Linked DNA regions of Mus musculus: region 2 is linked to region 1. Evidence: chromatin loops called from intact Hi-C (ENCODE). Cell type or tissue: gastrocnemius. All regions are shown on one strand. Links, peaks and the distances in the headings refer to the core of each region. The heading gives the core; the rest is flanking DNA. Region 1 holds the start of Spocd1. Region 2 has its middle 23 kb from the start of 1700108I11Rik.

Region 1 (9,063 bases), core at 407-8,406:
GAAGGACAGTGCCACTTGTTAACCTCAGAAGCTCCTGGGTACAGTTGTGTCCGGTCATGCATGTATGGAGCCCTGTGTCTGATCCTCAGCCCTGTGGACTGAGCCTTGGGACACAGAGCCTCTGGCTGGAAGCTCCCAGGGTCTGTTCTTTGGTTTTCTAGTTCGTGAGTTTGGCCACTATGAACACATCCGTCATCAAGTGCAGGAGCCTGGGACCATGCCAGTCCCACTCTCACCCCTGCTTGCTTCCTGTGGAGGTCGGATTAAGAACGATCCCCAGAGACTCATAGATGTGTGGCCTTGTTGGAGGAAGTATGGCACTTGGGTTAGGCTTTGAGGTTTCAAAAGCTCACACTCAGGCCCTGGCTCAGACCCAGGCTCAGTCTCTCTGTGTCTGTGTATCATGATGCAGCTCTCAGTTCCAGTGCAGTGCGTGCTGCAATGCTCCCTGCTGTGATGACAAGGATGATGGACTAGACCTCTGAAACCACGAGCAAGCCTTCAGTTGGGTTGCCTTGGTTATGACATCTCTTCACAGCAATACAATGTGTGCTAAGACACCTCTTTTTTGGGTGCGAATTTTGTCCTGTTTCCTGGAGGCCATCTGTTTGCTTCTTTCTTGTTCCGTTCTCTACCAAGCCTTTAGCTTGCTTCCATCTGTGGCCCCCATTTTTACACACTCCCTCAGTTCCTCTGATGGTCCAGCCTTCCAGCCCTGCCCAGCCACTTCTCCTACAGCCTCCGATAACTCATTGGAAACATAAAATTTATTTCTACTTCTGTAAGCCGGGCAGTGGTAGCGCTCACCTTAAATCCCAGCACTTGGGAGGCAGAGGCAGGCAGATCTCTCTGAGTTCTACTTTTAAATTTAAAAGAAATACAGCAAAAAAAAAAAAGCAAGATGTGTTTATGACAGGAGAGAGGGAAGTAGAAAGAGGGGGTTGTGGGGGAAGGAGAGAGAGAGAGGAAGAGAGAGAGAGAGAGGAAGAGAGAGAGAGAGAGAGGAAGAGAGAGAGACACACACATCACCTACAGTAGATACTGTATAAGCCTGAGGATCCTGGATGTTGCAGATGTACACTTACTGCTGATAGAGAGCAAATTGGCACAGCCCCTTGGGAGCATAGCTGGGTTTCAGGAGAGTAGAGCACTCCTCATTTCTCTGGCAGTTACCTATGGTGCCAGGGTCACCCTCCCTCAGCTCCCTCTAGTTTATGCAGCTAAGAGCATGTGCTGTTCATTCAGAGGACCTGAGTTCAATTCCCGGCACCCATGTCTGGTGGTTCCCACCTGCCCATAATTCCAGCTTCAGAGGATCTGGCGTTCTTATGGCTTCTGGAGGCACGCACACTCATACATACATTCACAGGTACACACACAAATACAGATACACAAACACACAGACACAGATACACAAACACAAACATACATATACACATGGTATGTGCACACACAGACACAAAGACACATATCTCAAAATAAAGCAAGAAAAAAAAAACCTTTTCTTTTAAGACAAGGTTTCCCTGTCCTAGAACTCATTCTATAGAACAGGCGGGCTTTGAACTCACAGAGATCCGCTTGCCTCTGCCTCTGGAGGGCTGGGGTCAGAGGTGTGGGCCAACACTGCCCAGCAGAAATAATGTGAATCTTAACAAAAGTAAAAGAGAAGAAAAAAAAGAAATTTAATCCCAGTACTGAGGAAGCAGAGGTAGGTAGGTAGGTCTTTGTGAGTTTAAGAACAGCCTGGTCTACACACTGAGTTTAGGACAATCAGAGCTGCATAGAGACACTCGTCTCAAAACAAACAAACAAACAAACAAACAAATTTTCTATCATATATATTAATTGTGGAACAAGGAAAATACAGAAAGCAAAGGCAGAATGTTAGGAGGAGCCGGCTGCATTGTTTTTCTGTTTGACGTTGTAGAACGCCACTTTGAAAAAGCCTTTGAAAATACTACCTCTCTCCATCTTAACACTCTTAAAATAGCAAGTTGGCCGTGGCCAAATCCGGAAAACACTCTACCCGTGGTGAAGGTTAATGTCACTGGGAGCTGTCACCTGCCCCAGTAGGACGTGACAGAAGACACTTCCCCTCAGTGGCACTCTGAAGAAGGCCGAATGCGGGAGGAAGCCATTAGAGAAACCCCAGCTGATAAGCACTGTGCAAGAGGAGTACGGTCCCCCTCAACAACTGTTCAAGGCTGTGAGAAACAAGGAGTGACAAGGACACCTTAGAACAGGAGATGGCAGAGCCAAGGACACTCCAGTGCCCAAGCTGGAGCCTGGGACCCAAAGGTCACAGGGGATTCAGAGCTTAGCAGACAGCCCTGTGGCCGGCTGCTGAGCTGTAGGGAGTGTTCCTTGATAACACACAGAGCAAATAAGCAGGAGAGCAGGCGAGGCATGCACGGAGATTCTAGAAATATATACATTTGCACCTTTATTTCTTCCCAAGCTGGAAATTACGCTGAAATAAATAAGCTTTTAAGACAAACATTATCCTTGAGTTCCATACTTTAAAAAAAAAAGTATTTTTCGAATGCTTCTTAAAAAGTGGTTTTGAAATATCTAAAGCAGGAATTTAGACACATAAATCCACAATAGTAATGTGAGATTTAAAAATACCCCACGGACATGGGGTATTTTTAACACATGACTGATATTTAAAAATACCCACTGAGGGCCTGGAGATGTGGCTCAATGGGCAGAGTGGTTACCCACCATGCCCGAAACCCTAGCTCCATCCCTAGCATGGCATAAACCACTGTGGTAGTCCACACCTGTGATCCCAGCACCCTGGAAGTGAGAAGATTAAGGCTCCCATTGGTTACTTACTGATTTCTAGGCCAGTCTGAGATTCATGAGGCCAAATCAAATCAAAATTCATAAGAGAGAGAAAGCAATTGACATATTAATTAGATGAAAGATATTTTCAAATATTGCTTCCATTCTCCCATTCCAGTGTGCCTTCCTGCTCTCTTGGGAAGAGGTGAGGTGGAAGTGGCTTCCCAGAATCCCTTGCAACTGGTATTTTATTTGTTGTATCTATTTAATTCGGGGCAGGGTCTTATACACCCAGGCTGGCCTCTGAATTCAAAGGCAGAGGGTGGTGCTGGGCAGACTTCACATTTTACTTTGCTTCTCTCTCTCTCTCTCTCTCTCTCTCTCTCTCTCTCTCTCTCTCTCTCTCTCTCTCTCTGTCTCTCTCTCTTTCCCTTCCTTCTCCCTCCTCCTCCTATTTATTTATTTATTTATTTATTTATTTATTTATTTATTTATTTGTCGTTTTTTTTTTGAGACAGGGTTTCTCTTGTATAGCCCTGGCTGTTCTGGAACTCACTTTGTAGACGAGGCTGGCCTGGAACTCAGAAATCCGCTTGCCTCTGCCTCCCGAGTGCTGGGATTAAAGGTATGGGCCACCATGCCCAATACATTCAATTTTTAAAAATTAAAAAATATTCAAAAACTAAAAACTGGGTGGAGGGGGGAAAGAATAGTAAATAAAGTCACCACATGTGGGATCAATAACTAATTAATCATAAATTATAATATATATAATCAACAACTAATTATACTATTAACAATAAATATAAATAATTAATAGATTAATGGATTATTAAGTGCCATATCACTTGGTTTTTAAATTTTAAGAGCCAAGTGATATGTGCATGGGAGTGTCACCCATAGCTATGAAATCAGGCAAACAAAATCGACCACAAAGAAAAACCCCAAAGTTCCACAGAGTAGAGGGTTGAGAAATGAGAGGAAGTTTAAACTTTTCTATTTCTTGACGTTCTATTCGACTAGAAGGCACATGTGTGTCTAGATATATTGTATGCCAGACAATATTAAAATATCTAATTAGGAAAAATAATCAGATTTGAGTTTAACAATCCCCAGGGGTTTCAGACACCTCCTCCACTCTGTTTACAATCTTAGGCAGCTTTCGGCATCCGGGGGGTCTGCGATTCCTTTGCCCACGCACCCCGCACCCCGCCCGGTCGCGTGGAGGCAGAATGATTGGCACCTCCTCCCAGAAGCCCTCGGCAGGGAGCGAGCGCCTCCTGCTGGACAAGAACGCCAGCACCCCTAGGGAGCCGTTGCTGGGCACCACCAGGTCCTGCCTCCCACCCCTTGGATCCAGGACCATCTTCTCCGCATCACGTGCTTCTTCCCTCAACCCCCCCCCCCGGCCCCCCAGGAGTAGAAGGAGAAGGAGCTGTAGCAGCTCAGATGTAAGCGGTTGGAGCTTTAGGTCGGAGGTCCTAGTGCGTTCAGGGACTGGCTTGATTCAGAGTCCTGTTTATAGGAGTGGGGTATAGATAGGGCTGAGATTTCTGCTCCGTGTGGAGCTGGCTTTTGCATTTCTGGGAGAATCTCCTCTTTTCTGCTCTCTGTGTGCTTTTGGGCAGTCTCTGAACCAGCTAGGGTGAAGCGAGATACCTCATTTCACAGTGTCACTGATAAGTAGTGACTTTTACCCTTTTTCATTTAAGCAGAAAGCTTAAAGGGTAAAAAAGCTCTTGGGAAGCTCAGAGGAGTGGCCCTATCTGGATAGCTTCCCTTCTGCAGACTAGTGCGAGGAGTGGGGGTCGGGGGAGGGAGCATGTCTAGGAGGTGAGTTGGCAAGCCGGGGAGGACTACCCAGTCAGGCTTTCCCTGAGACCTCCCTCTTTTCCACATAGGCCTGTTGACAAGTTTTTAGCCAGGGCTGGTGGACAGAGGACATTGTCTAGGTTCCAGGACTCTCTGTGTGACTTCTTGGCTACTGGAAGCTCCAGAAGTCTTTGTGGTACATCACTGGACTTCCCAGATAGAGTACTGGTCTGTACAGAGGGGCCAGCAGGAATGGAAGAGGCCAGCAGCCCCAGCTTTAGACAAGCCACCACTGTCGAAGGAATGGTTTCCCCAGAGGATCCTACACTCAGCAAAGAGGGGCTCAGTGCAAAGGGCCCGCCCCCATCTCCAGTCCTGCCCCCTTTCCGAAGGAAATGCAGGAAGTGTGGAATCTGTCCCCAGGAGGAGGAAAAGTCAGGTTTTTCCCTGAGGTTTGGTCAAAGACCAGATGGGGACCCTCCCGAGTGTGCTTCTCCAGAGGCCTTTGCAGGTCCCCCAAGGCTTCTTTCTTCTAAGGACACTGAGCCTGGAGAGCCAGGTGGAAGTTGGGTGGAATGTGCTGTAGAAACCGAGGTTGAAAACATGCTCTTTTCTAAGGATGGGGTTGCGCCAGACAGCCTTGATCACCTTTTTGAATTCCCAGGGCTCTTTGGAGGCGAGCCCCTTAGTCTGGTCACCCAGGAGCCTCTTCAGAGTCCAGCACTGTACCCAGAGGTGCTGACTGAGGATTCTACAGATCAGCAGGAAGTACAGCCCGCGTTTGTGGTTGGCAGCCCTGGCACTCCACCTGACCCGGTGGGGCCAGAGGACAAGGCCCAGTCAGGGTCCAGGATGGAGCTGGAACAAGGACTTTCTGCCCCAGCCAATTCCTGTGCTAGCTCCCCAGAGCCCTTGGGTGGGCTCGATGGTGCACCCCTAGAGCAGAGAAGACCTACACATGTGAAGAAGCGGCCTTGGACAAGTCCAGATGACTCAAGCCAGGATCACGCAGAGGGAGCCAGTAAAAAGGATTTTCCCAGACTGGTAAGTTGAAGCTGATAGTTTAGGGTAGGATGGCTGGGTGTGGCACTTAACAGAAGTAAACTCCAGTGTCTCTTATTGAGCGTCTTCTCTCGGACTTGTTCTGTTTGGTTTGTTGGGGACTGAACCCAGGGCCTCACACACGCTAAACAGACACTCTATGACTAAACCGCATCCCCCAAGCCCCTTTTATTTTGATATGGGGTTCTCACTAAGTTGCCTAGGCTGGCTTTGAACTCACTGTAGCCTACAGTAGCTTTGAACTTTTGACTCTAGTGCTTCAGGTTCTCAGTCTCTGGGATTACAGGTGTGTGGCTTACTAAGCCCAGCTTCCCAGATTCTATACATTGAAATTCTAGAGTCAGGAAAGGAAAAAAATAAACGACATTACTGAGTTCCTGTGAGGGCCCATTATCTGTTAGAGGCAGCAAGTCCTGGGTTCAAATCCTGCTCTAGCCTACTTCCTGGAGGAATTGCCTCCCACTATTCTTTAATAACTTTTCTCTCATTCAATAAGATTAATAATATATATAATAAGCTGGGTAAGATGGCAAATGCCTTTGATTCCAGCATTCTGGAGGCAGAAGCAGGTCAAAGGTAGGTCTCTATGCATTTGCGGTCACCCTGGTCTACAAAGTGAGTTCCAGGCCAACCAGGACTACCTGGTGAGACCCTGTCTGAAATAAAAAGGATATACACACCCCTCTTTAATGGGATAATGAGATAGGACATAAAATAAAGTGTCTAGCTCAAGATGGGAGGTAAGTCACTCCACTTCCATTATGTTTGCTTTTTTTTTTTTTTTTTTTGGTTTTTCGAGACAGGGTTTCTCTGTATAGCCCTGGCTGTCCTGGAACTCACTTTGTAGACCAGGCTGGCCTCGAACTCAGAAATCCGCCTGCCTCTGCCACCTGAGTGATGTTTGCTTTTTTTATAGTGTTAGTAATAGTCCCTCAAGACAAGAATTAGCCCACTTTACCAGATGGGGAAACTGAGGCTCGGGGGAATTAACAGACCTCTCCAAGTTCACACAGGGATGGAGTCGGGGCTTCCATCCTTCCGTGTTCTCTCTTGTCACTGTTTCTCTCTGCATTCGTTGTCTGTTTAATTATGATATGAATTTTGTTAATAACCATATCTAATGTCTACAAGCCAGGGGTGGAAGATAGTACTTATTTTTCCCATATAACCGATTGCTTTTATATTTATTGAACGTGTATTATGTGCTAGATGCTTTTGATATAATTATATGAAGCAAAGAAAAGGAAGTGACAGTGGGAACCAAACCCAGGAAGTTTGTCTTGTGTGCTTGCGCATTCAATGTCATCGGCTAAGCTTGTTCAACATGCCAGGTGCTGAGTGTGTTATCTGAGATCTTTGTACAACTTCTGAGGTAAACACTGATGATATATACCCATTGCACTGATTTGGTCACAGAGGCTCCAAGAGATAAAATGACCAGTCAGGGTCAAAGAGCTCATTAGTAACACTGAGACAGGAGGCAATGAGCTGCCTATGTGTTTATCCTTGTTTGTAGGATAATTTTATCCCAACTCTGTGATATTATTCTTGCAAGCATCTATATTTTGGCTTTTGTCGAGATGGTAGGTCAAGGTCCAGGCTATTCTCAAACTTCCAATGTAGCCAAGTCTGGTCTGAATTTCTGACCCTCGACCCTTCAACTCCTGCATGGTGAGATTGCAAGCATGTGTCACTACACCTGACTCAAAACACTTGCTCTGCTTCGTTGTTGTTTATTATTCACTTTGCCTGTGTGTCTGTGTAGGAGTGTATGCCCGTGAGTGCAGGAGTCGGTGTAAGCCAGAAGGGGGCGCTGCATCCTGGAGCTGGAGTCACAGGTGGTTGTGAACTTTGAAGTGGGTGCTGGGAACCGAACTTGGGTTCTCTGGAAGAGCAAAAAACATGCTTAGTCTTTGAGCCATCTCTCCAGTCCCCCAACTAGTCATCTTTCATTTCAAAAGAATTTTAATTTGTCTTAGAAAATAAAGAGGAGCCAGGGGTGGTGGCGCACGCCTTTAATCCCGGCACTCTGGAGGTAGAGGCAGGCAGATCTCTGGTGAGTTCGAGGCCAGCCTGGTCTACAGAGTGAATTCCAGGATATCCAGGGTTACACATCTCAATAAACAAACAAAATAAACAAATAAACAAAAAAAAAAAACCCAAACCAAAACAACAACAAGAAAGCCGCTAAGGAGGATGAGCTGCAAACCCTGCACTCGGCAGCCCCCAGCACGACCTGAGTTCAGAACAGGCCTATCACGAATCTTTTTCCTACACTCATCTCGTCTTACCCCAAACTGGCATAATTGTATCCTATTTTATTTTGCCTTCTGATATTTAAAATATGTCCCAGTTAGGCTGAGACTTGGCTCAGTTGGCAGGGTGCTTATTCTACTATGTACAAAGCTCTGGCTTCACCACTGGGTAGTGTTGGTGGGGAAGTTGACCTGTTCAGCAGTAGTTCTTTGGGGGAGCAAGCTCCATCTTCTTTGGCAGCAGCAGTTCAGTCCTGTAGCAAACACCAAATACGACTCAGCAGCTGCAGACCAGTCCTCTAGACAGGCAGACAGCACACACGAACTGGCAGCTACAGACCAGTTCTCTCCGCAGGCCGACACCAGGCATGAACCAGCAGTTGTCGCTCAATCCTGAGGAACCGTTAGGCTCCCCAACTGGCCTCAGTGAGGCTGGGGGGGGGGGTTTGCAGGAACCTCATGAGCAGTTCTTGGGCAAGCTTCTCTCAATGGCTGCCTAGAGATGCATAGTGCATAGGGAGGCAGAACAAACCAAGCCAATGCTCAGTGCTCGTCTCCCACTGTCTGTGGGGTCATAGTTATACTCCTGCCTCCAGCGTCCTTTCCCCTGTGTCTGCTTCAGGAAAACATCCGTTCACATGTCTGCTTTAGCAAGACATTCTTTCACCTGTGTGCCCCAGCAAAACATCATTTGACACAACTAACTTTCCAAAGAAGCTAGATATTGCCACTTCAGAACCCAGAGCTGGAGAAATGGCTCAGCGGGTGAGAGGGGTCCTGCAAAAGCGAGATGCCCGAATAAGAAACTGAGCATGGACCAGGATGCCTGTGTCTCCTGAGTACTGTGGGGGATGGAGACAGGAGGCTCACCGGGGCTCGCTGGCGGCAGCCTGTCAGCCTACCTCCAGATTCAGTGAGAGACCTTGTTGTCTCAGAAAATAAGGTGGAGGTGATAGAGGGTGACATTTTGCCCCCTCCTCTGCACCTGCATGGATGCTCTCTCTCTCTCTCTCTCTCTCTCTCTCTCTCTCTCTCTCTCTCTCTCTCTCTCTCTCACACACACACACACACACACACACACACAAATGCATACTTTTTTGGTAGAGTAAGAAGCCCCGTGGATGCCTTTGAGACTGCCGTTCATTGG
Region 2 (9,063 bases), core at 615-8,614, 52 kb before region 1:
CCTCTCTCAGGGACTGGGCTTCCCTAACATGGTGGAGCTCAGCCTGTGCCTTCCCTAGGCACCCTGTAAGTGCTTCAGGGACACATCTGGGGCCGGTTCTCTGACATCCACACATTCCTTGTCATCCCTGCACAGAGAAGAGCCTCTCTGGGACTGAATGCCTGCAGTGGGTTTGGGGCAGAAGAACCAGGAAAGGCTAATTCTCCCAAGTGTCATGATTCACCAGCCCACTTGTCTCTAGTAGGTTAATTTTAGTTTTAATATATGTATTTTCAAAGAAACTTTAGATCTCTTACATGTTCCACAACAATTAGAAAATCCTCTTTAATTTAAATTTTAATGTGTGTGTGTGTGTGTTTAAGTGTGTGAATATATGTATGTGTCTGTCCATGTGTCTGGTGTATGTCTAGTGTCCTTGGGAGTATGTCCATGTATGTGACATATGTGTGGTGTGTGCATGTGTGCCCATGTGTCTGGTGTATGTGTGTGTGGTGTAATAGGAGTCATTTGTTTTGAGCTTAGGGCATCAGATCTTCTTGGCAAGCACCTCGAGTTGCCAGCAGCCCTGACTCATACTTAGATACTCATACTTAGAGCTGAGTATCTGGGACTAGGAGTGTTTTTCTGGGAGTAGCGTGTGCTTAGCATTCAGGATCGGTACATCACTGTTCCACGTGTGCGGAGCATGAAGCCAGGTTTGCAGGAGGCCATCTTATTCTATTTTGAGCCCAGCCCTGTCCTGGACAGGCTCTTCTGCTAGGAGAGTGAGTGTGCGAGAATGTGTGTGCAGAGAATTTGGATTAGAGCCCGATAGCCTGGGCAGACTGTGACAGGAGCAACTAGGGGGTCCTGCGTGTCAAGGTGACTTGCTTCTATATCTGTATGTCAGTCTCTCTTATCTACTTAATACAGTGTCCTTGTACATGCAACGTGACTATTGGAGCCTAAGAGCCTCTACAGAATGGGGACTGGAGTGCTTACTCCCTCGGAGGGCTGTTTCTGGGACTTCTATAAAGCAAAGAATTCAAGGTTTTTGGCCTCCATCCTGGGGCTCAGCAGCTTCGGGTATTACTCACTTTTTTGCTTGCTGTGACCAAACACCTGACGAAAGTCGCTTGAGGTAAAGGCTTATCCTGCTTCTTGGTTTGACAGGACGCAAGGGATGTTTGTTCGTTTGTTTGTTTGAGGCAGGGTTTCTCTTTGTAGCCATGGCTGTCCTCGAACTCACTCTGTAGACCAGGCAGGCCTTGACCTCAGAGATCCGCCTACTGGGAAGGCAGAGCAGTCAGAGCCATGACTGTGGGATCTTGAAGCGCCTGGCTTACAGCTTAGCCCATTAGGAAGCAGAGAACTTGGGCCGGAAGCAGTGCCAGGCTGCAGTGCCCAGAAGCTCTGTGACTCTAAGTCCAGCTAGGCCCTTGTAGCTAAAAGGTTCCACAACCTTCACAAACAGCGCCACCAGTTGGAGACCAAGTGTTCAAACACACAAGCCTGTGGAGGAGGGTCACATTCAAACCATCAGCCTAGCAAACATTTGTGGGACCTCGGCCCATGGCAGTTACAGAGGCTGCCCATGGGCTGCTCCATGAGCCTGTTAGTTCCTGTTAGGCCACTTATACAGGTGGCGGGACTGACTTGGGTTCCCAGTTTCAGGGCTTTCTATCCATCAAGGTGAGAGACACAGCTGAAGAACATTGAACAATGAACATCAGGTCATTGGTCAGTGGGTCGGTAACAGAGGCTGTGCACGCGGCTTGCGACCAGAAAACAGAGTGAGGCCGAAACCAGGGACCAGATTCAACCTTCAAAGGCTTGCCCCTGGTGGCTTACAATGGCTAGCTAGACCCCTCTTCCCAAAGGTTCTATATCCTCCCAAAATAGCTCCACCAGATGGAGGATAAGCGCACAAGATGAGTCTGTGGGGGACATTTTAGATTCACACTATGACAGTGACCTTTAATTAAAGCTGGATAAAGCATCAGTGTTCATAGCAACGCTGTTCACAGGAGCCAAAGAGCTGGAAACAATCCCAGTGTTCATGAGTGGATGAGGATGCAAAATCAATCAGTCTCTCTCTCTCTCTCTCTCTCTCTCTCCCTCTCTCCTTTCTTCTAATATAATGGAATATTAGTTTGCCTTTAAAAAGGAAAAAAAGGGCCAGGGAGATGACTCTGTAGATAAAGTATTTATTGTCAAGCCTGACTACCTGAGCTCTGTCCTTGGAACCTACAGAGTGGAAGGAGAGAAGTGACTCCCACAGGTTCTCTGAATTTCATATGCACCTTCTGGTAGCCCAGCATCCCAAATACATAGATACACACACACACACACACACAGACACAGAGAGGGAGACACACACACACATACACACACAGAGAGACACACATATACACAGAGAGGAAGAGACACACACGTATATACATAGACAGACACACACACATACACACACACACACACACAAAGGAAGAGACACACACATATACATAGACAGACACACACACACATACACACAGAGGGAGACACACACACACAAACACACATGAAAACATTATTTAAAAAAGAAGACAATTCTTTTTGTGACTTGGATGACCCTTGAAGACATTAGATTCTCCTCAGGGAACCAAGCCAGGTGAAAAGGCCAGTGCCCAGGGCTGCAGAGATGGCTCAGTGGTTGACAGCACATGTTGCTTTTGCAAAGGACTCAGGTTCAATTTCTAGCACCTACACAGTGGCTCACAACTATCTGTCACCCCAGTTCCAGGGGATCCAACAGGCACGCATGGTGCACATACATGCATGCAGGCAAAACACTCATACACCATACACGTAAAGTGAAAATAAGCCTTAAAACTTTGTGTTTGTTAAAGAAAAGGCAAGTGCCACTTAAACAAGGCACCCAGAGCATCTGGGTCTCCCAGAACATCAAAACGGCAATTGCCAGGAGCTGAGGAGGAGGGAGGCGTGGGCATGGGTGTGGGCATGGGCGTGGCATGGGCACTTGCAGAATTGCAGCTTGAGAAAAAGAAAAGGTTTAGAGCTGGAGGGTGGCGATGGTCCCATGACGAATGAACAGACTCAACGTCACTGGACTACACACTCACCAATCATTAAAGCAGCACATTTATATACTCTCTATATCTCACCTCAATGACAAAAGCCAGATAAAGCTTCATTTACACTGAAAAAGGAATCAACTCACTTTTTGTCCGAGTCGCCCATGTCGCTAGCCGCGTCTGTAGCTCCTCCTCTCCCCAACCATGGATTTCATGCTTTTTTTTTTTTATTACTCCTTTTTATTTCACGGTCATTATTTTAAAAAATTAAAATACAGTTAAGCATACGGTAAAGCCTAGGCACGCACTCGTCCTGTAGCAGTAAGTCCTGGTAATGTTCCACCCGTCTCATTCCAAACACTTTCCCAAATACTTTGCATATAATTACACTCGTCCGTGGGCATTTATACCATCTTGCATTCAGGCGTAAAATCAGGTTGTAGTATAAAATAGTGATATGTAACCTACTTTCCCTACAAAATAATAACTATGTGAGCAGCTCCTACATCAGGCGCAAGCATGCATCATCATTTTAACAGCTGCCCGACTTCCCGCTGAGCATGTGGGTGTAACATCCTTATTTAACCGCGTCTCCGTCCGTAGACTCCAAATAGTTCCAGGTTTTGTTGTTATAAACAAGCTATGGTGGACATAGTAATAATGGCCCTGTTTTTTTTTTTTTTTTGCTATGGCTGGCCTCAAATTTAATAGGTAGTTCAGAGAGACCTTGAACTCATGACAATTCTCTTGCCTCGCCCCCCCTCACCCCCCCCCCGCATGCTGAGATTCAAGGCTTATACCACCACGCCCAACCCCCATCTAGTTCTTATGAAATCAAAGTGGACTAAAAACCTCCTAGGCCGCCTGCTCTCTAGAATAATTCCTGAGTCCCTTCAGAGAAGCTCTGCCTGTCCCCCCCACCCCCACCCTGCACCAGTCGATGGAGATTAATAGAGATCAACAACCAGTCAAAATACAGAGACTGAGAAATTGTTGAGTGCTTGTCCCTAAAGCGCTCTCTGTATCACAACCCCTTGCCCTGAGGCTCCGAGGACATCACTGAAGATGGCGCAGAACAGCCAAAGGAGCAGGAAAAGTGCCTCAAGTTATTGTCCCCTGGACTTGACAGGGACGCTGCACACCCATACTTGTAACCCCAGCACTTGGGAGGCAGAGTCAGGAGTTGCTCTATGAGTTCAAGGCCAGCCTGGGCTACAGAGTGAGTTCCAGGACAGCCAGGGTTATACAGAGAAACTCTGTCCAAAGAAAAAGAAAGGAAGAGAGAAAGAAAGAAGGAAGAGGAGGGGAAAGGGAGGGGAAGCAGGAGTTGGGGAGGAGGTTGGAGATGGCTAAGTAGTTTGAGAGCTCTGGTTGGCTGGGTTCCATTAGCAGCCCCTAAATGGCAGGTCACAACCATCTTGTAATTCCTGTTCCAGGGGATTCTGTCCCCAGTTCTGGTCTCCTCAGGCACTAGGGATGCAGGTGGTGGACATACATACCTGCAAGCAACTTATTCATCCGCATCAAAATAAATTGGTTTTTAAAAATAAAAAAAAGAGAAGGAAGGTTTGAAGTTGTGAGGGGGATGGGAGGATGAGAGAAGCTGAAGAGGGCAGTGAAGGGCCGATATGGTCCCAATACACTGTATCCACGTATGATATTCTCAATTAATCAAATAATAATGAAGAAGAGTCTTGGCCCATTTTCCTTTAAGAACATTCATGAATTTGCTGGGGGCGTTCCTGTCCTGATGGGTGCTTTCCTGGCCTGAATGAAACCTAGGCTTCTCCCCAGCACTGTAGAAAACATGATGCTGTATGTGCACAGCCCAGCATTCAGGAGTTTAAAGGCCAGCCTGGACTACATCAACCTTGGGGACTGTAGAGAGGACTGGAAGTGACCTGGGCTTGGCTCCCGGTGCATATGGCTGCTTACAATTGTCTGTAACTTCAATTCCAAAGAATACAACCACCTCTTCTGGCCTCCACGAGCATCAGGAATACACAGGGAGCATATACATACACTCCGGCAAAACACACGGAAAGTAAAAATAAACAACTCTTTAAAAAAAAAAGAAGCAAAATTTGCAGATTTTTAAAACAAAGATACCAGTTCTTTCCCTGGCCACTGCAGCCTTTGATGTGGGTGGTCGCTGCCAGGCAGCAGGCAGGGTCTCCAGGGTCTTCAAGATGCTTAGTCGCGGGCTGGTCTCCCCACCTCTTAGCCCCAAGACAAGCAAGCACACCTCGTGCTCCAGCTTGCATCCCTTAACAGAAGATTGGTTGACCCAGGCGAGTGCCTCTGTGAGTGCATGCGCACTGGAGCAGAAGCAGCTAACACAGGCCCTGGAAACTGACAGAGGAGCCACGCGTTTGCTCCTGGAGACGCTGTCTAACATTAACATGCAGGTCTCAGCGGAGAGCAGGAAATGCCAGCGAGTGGGGGGGATGGTACAGGGAAGGGTGTGCCCCAAGCTGAGATCCCTGGGACACCCGGGAATCGGTCATAACCTGTGCCCAAACAAGCCAGATTCGGCCGCACTTCCTTAAGGAGGAAATAAAAAGGAGCCAAGTTAACAGTGAAAAGCGGAGAGAAATTTATTCAATGTGAGCAAACCCGGAAGAGGAACAAAAAGATCCAGTGACTCCCTCCCCCAACTCCAAGTCTATCTTCAGGGTCCTGACCTGAGGATAGGGCTTAAACAGAAAGCAAGAGACATACATAATTGAGCAATTTGGCAAATATGGTCTCCCGATCGCCACTCTCTCAGCTCCAAGTCTCCCAGGGTGTCTCCCGGTTCCTCTTCCAGCAGGAAACTCCTGGAGAAACTAATTTCTTGGGGTCCATTCTCTAAATAGTCTGATAGCCAAAGGGGGCGGGGGGGGCACAAGTGTCTCTTTAGAATGTATCCATTCTTGCCAGGGAGGTGGTTATGAGAATGTCACAGGGCCATCTGTGCTAATTCACCAGTGGGTGGAGGGAAGACTGTATTCGCCCTTTGGTCCCTAACAGGGCAGAGAGACCTCTTGTGTCTTCTGATAAGGATCAGAGAGCAGAGACAGAGGTAATGAGGTCTGAGGGATGCTGGTGGGGCTGTGGACATTGCCCTCGTGTCCTCGGTACCACAGAGGAACTAAATCTTCCCATGCCCAGCCCCAGATATGGCTGGAAGCCACGTTTTAAATATCCGTGTAGAAGTTTGCATATATTCAAACCTCTTACCTCCTAATTTACATTTTTTTTGCCTGTTTCTTCTGAGATTTGGTTTTTCATCTTGTTCTTATTTCCTGATTTGAAAGCTGTCCTCTCTGGTTTTATTCTTCCTGTACCCTGGTAATTCAGCATGCTACCTGACTTATGAAATCTTAAAAATTAATCAATGTCTCATTTTCGCCCCCAGAATGAAAAACTGCCCTAAACACTGTAGCTTCATTAGCCAGCCTCCAGCTATCTGCTAGCATGCCTGCTTTTTTTTTTTTTTTACTTTTTAAAACTTTACTCATTTTTTTAACCCTCGGAAGACATCGTTATAATTTTCTCTGTAGTCAATGACTAACATGAATTATTTAGAAATATCGTCGTTTCCAAATAATGGAGATTTTTGCAGTTACCGTTTCTTTATTAATTTATAATATAAATGCACTGCGGTCTGAAAACAGTCTGTGTAATTTTAATGCTTTCAAATTTGTTCAAACTGAAGGTCCCACGACACATTTGGTTTTTGGGTTTCCGTGAGTGCTGGCAGGGAACATGGAGGTTGCAGGAATGCACTGTAGGTGCCTTCTGGATCAGGCCCGGGAACCTGACCTCTTCTGTGACTGCTTCTTTGTGTTAGTTCCAGCAATTACCTGAGTGTTGGGTTGCAGTCTCCTGCCATGATGGCGGTTTGTCTGCTACTCTTTGTCATTGTTCCTCTTTTGACTACACCTTCTGGAAAGCATGTTATTAGGTACACGCACATTTAGATTGTTGTATCTTCCTAGAAAATCGAGCCTTTAAACATTATAAAGTGACCTCCCATTACTAAAAGTATAGCCTTAAAAGCCTATTTTCAGTGGGCTGCTGCTTTTTAGCATTTGTTACCGTTTTGAATGTTTCTCCCCACCAGAACCCATGTCAGGTGGTAAAAGTGGAACCAATTTTTAAAAGATGTTTTATATTTATTTGTTTATTTCTGTATGGGGAGGAAATTCCTGCCGTGGTGCAGATGTAGAAGTCAGGATAATTTGAAGGAGTGGGAAGTCTCTTTCCACCACATGGGCCCAAGAGCTGGGTGCCCACCCTCACTAGCTGAGACATCTCGGCCTCCCTGCCTTCCCCCACCTACCCAGTACTGGGAACTGAAGCTGGTCCTCCACCCGTGACAGGCAATTGCTCAGCCCGCCACTGAGCTGTTCTTCTAGCCTAGGAGGCACTTGGCCTCATGAGGGCACAGCCCTCTTAAGTTAGGTAGAGGACAAGGGAAATTTGTCTGTCTCTCTTGCTCTCTTCTTCTCCTTGCCTTTCTACCTTCCTCCATGTTATGAGAGGACAAAAGCCCTTGCCAGTGCTAGCTCTCTGACCTTGGACTGCCTGGCCTTTAGCACTGATCTTTGCAGAATACCCAGTGGCAGACATTCTGTTACAGCAACATAAACAGACTGAGAGAGTTTTGTTTTGTTTTGCTCTTCTTCTTCTTCTTCTTCTTCTTCTTCTTCTTCTTCTTCTTCTTCTTCTTCTTCTTCTTTTCTTCTTTCTTCTTCTTTTCTTTATCCTTCTTCTTCCTTCTCCTTCTCCTTTTCTCCTTCTCCTTCTTTTTTTCTTTTGCATGCTTTTAATCCCAGCACTCGGGAGGCAGAGGCAGGTGGATCTCTGTGAGTTCAAGGTCATCCTGGTCTACACAGAGAGTTCCAGGACAGCCAAGGCTACATGGAGATATCCTGTCTCATCAAAGTCAATCAGTTAAACAAGCAAACAAACAACAAACAAAAAAACCAAAACAAGACACATATATTTTTGTAGGTCTAGTTGGATTCTCATTATCCAGTCTGGTAATCTTTATCACTTGACTCAAATATTTATTTCTGAAACCTCATAGATGTTATTATTATTGTATATATATATATATTGTATATTATTATTATTGTTGTTGTTGTTATCAAGTTTTGTGACTGAAAGATCCTTGGACCACGTGGCTATCTGTGGTACCTATCAGCATATCTTTATCAGCCTACTATTTCTGCCATGTTTTCTCTCTCTCTCTCTCTCTCCTGTTTTCTATTTTCCTCTTTTGTTCCCCTCTCTCTTGCCCCTCTAGCTTGGTCTTCTTTGACCCCACTCTCTTCGTCTTCATCTCTATCCCCACCCTCCCATGGTCAGGACCAGGCTGCTGGCCATAGTCAGGTTATTTCTCTGCTCTGGATTCTTCCAGATGTCTCTGGCTGTGCTTGCCCTCATACCTACACTAGAAACCTTCCCCTAAGCCTCACCTTGGCTCGGCCATGTCCTCCTCAGCTCAGTCTATACACTCAGTGCTCACTGAGAACTGCTGCCTGGGATGGCTTCCTAGCTGCCTGAAGTTTTAGAACATTCTAGAACATCTGGAATATTCCAGTTTGCTGACAGCCAACGGCTTCAGGCTCCTCCTCTCTCCTTCTTTTCTCTCTATTCTCTCCTCCCCTCTCCTCCTTCTCCTTCCCTTTCCCCCTCCTTCCCTCTTCCCCCTCTTTCTCTTTCTCTGTCACTTTGAAAGGTGTGTGTGTGTGTGTGTGTGTGTGTGTCCGAGGCCTGTGGAAGGATGCTAAGCAAGTGTTCAGCTTCAGTCTCATGTTTCAGTTCTCATTTGTGTGAGCTCGTCACCTGCTCGGCTACTTTTATCTCTGCTATTTAATATGCTCAGAGAAAATGAAATGCCAGCCCAGAATTCTACCCCGGCAAAAACATACTCCAGGAATGAAGACTGAGCGAAGCAGAAGACACGGGGCCATTCCACAGGGCTGCACAGGGCCATTCCACAGGGCTCCCTCAACCT

Evidence for each region. Hi-C counts contacts between places; a loop is a spot of excess contacts. Peaks named below come from ENCODE experiments on the same cell type or tissue, not always from the same donor. Only the 100,000 strongest peaks of a DNase experiment are listed, where the experiment ranks them.
Region 2: it touches region 1 in a loop (2.5-fold over the local background); 13 of 42 quality-filtered maps call a loop at or near these places.

The regions. Positions count from the first base shown.
Region 1 is chr4:129,924,561-129,933,623 of GRCm38, forward strand. Spocd1 reads left to right here and starts at 4,207. Exons shown (of 15, transcript XM_017320505.1): 1 at 4,207-4,238; 2 at 4,689-5,643. The coding sequence starts at 4,237. In gastrocnemius, for the core only: no CTCF peak of the experiment used is centred there; a DNase peak (open chromatin) is centred at 4,056; H3K4me3 peaks cover 1,007 bases; H3K27ac peaks cover 3,032 bases.
Region 2 is chr4:129,871,982-129,881,044 of GRCm38, forward strand. No RefSeq gene overlaps it. Among named protein-coding and RNA genes, the nearest start is that of 1700108I11Rik, 23 kb to the left of the region's middle. In gastrocnemius, for the core only: no CTCF peak of the experiment used is centred there; a DNase peak (open chromatin) is centred at 5,413; H3K4me3 peaks cover 1,228 bases; H3K27ac peaks cover 1,901 bases.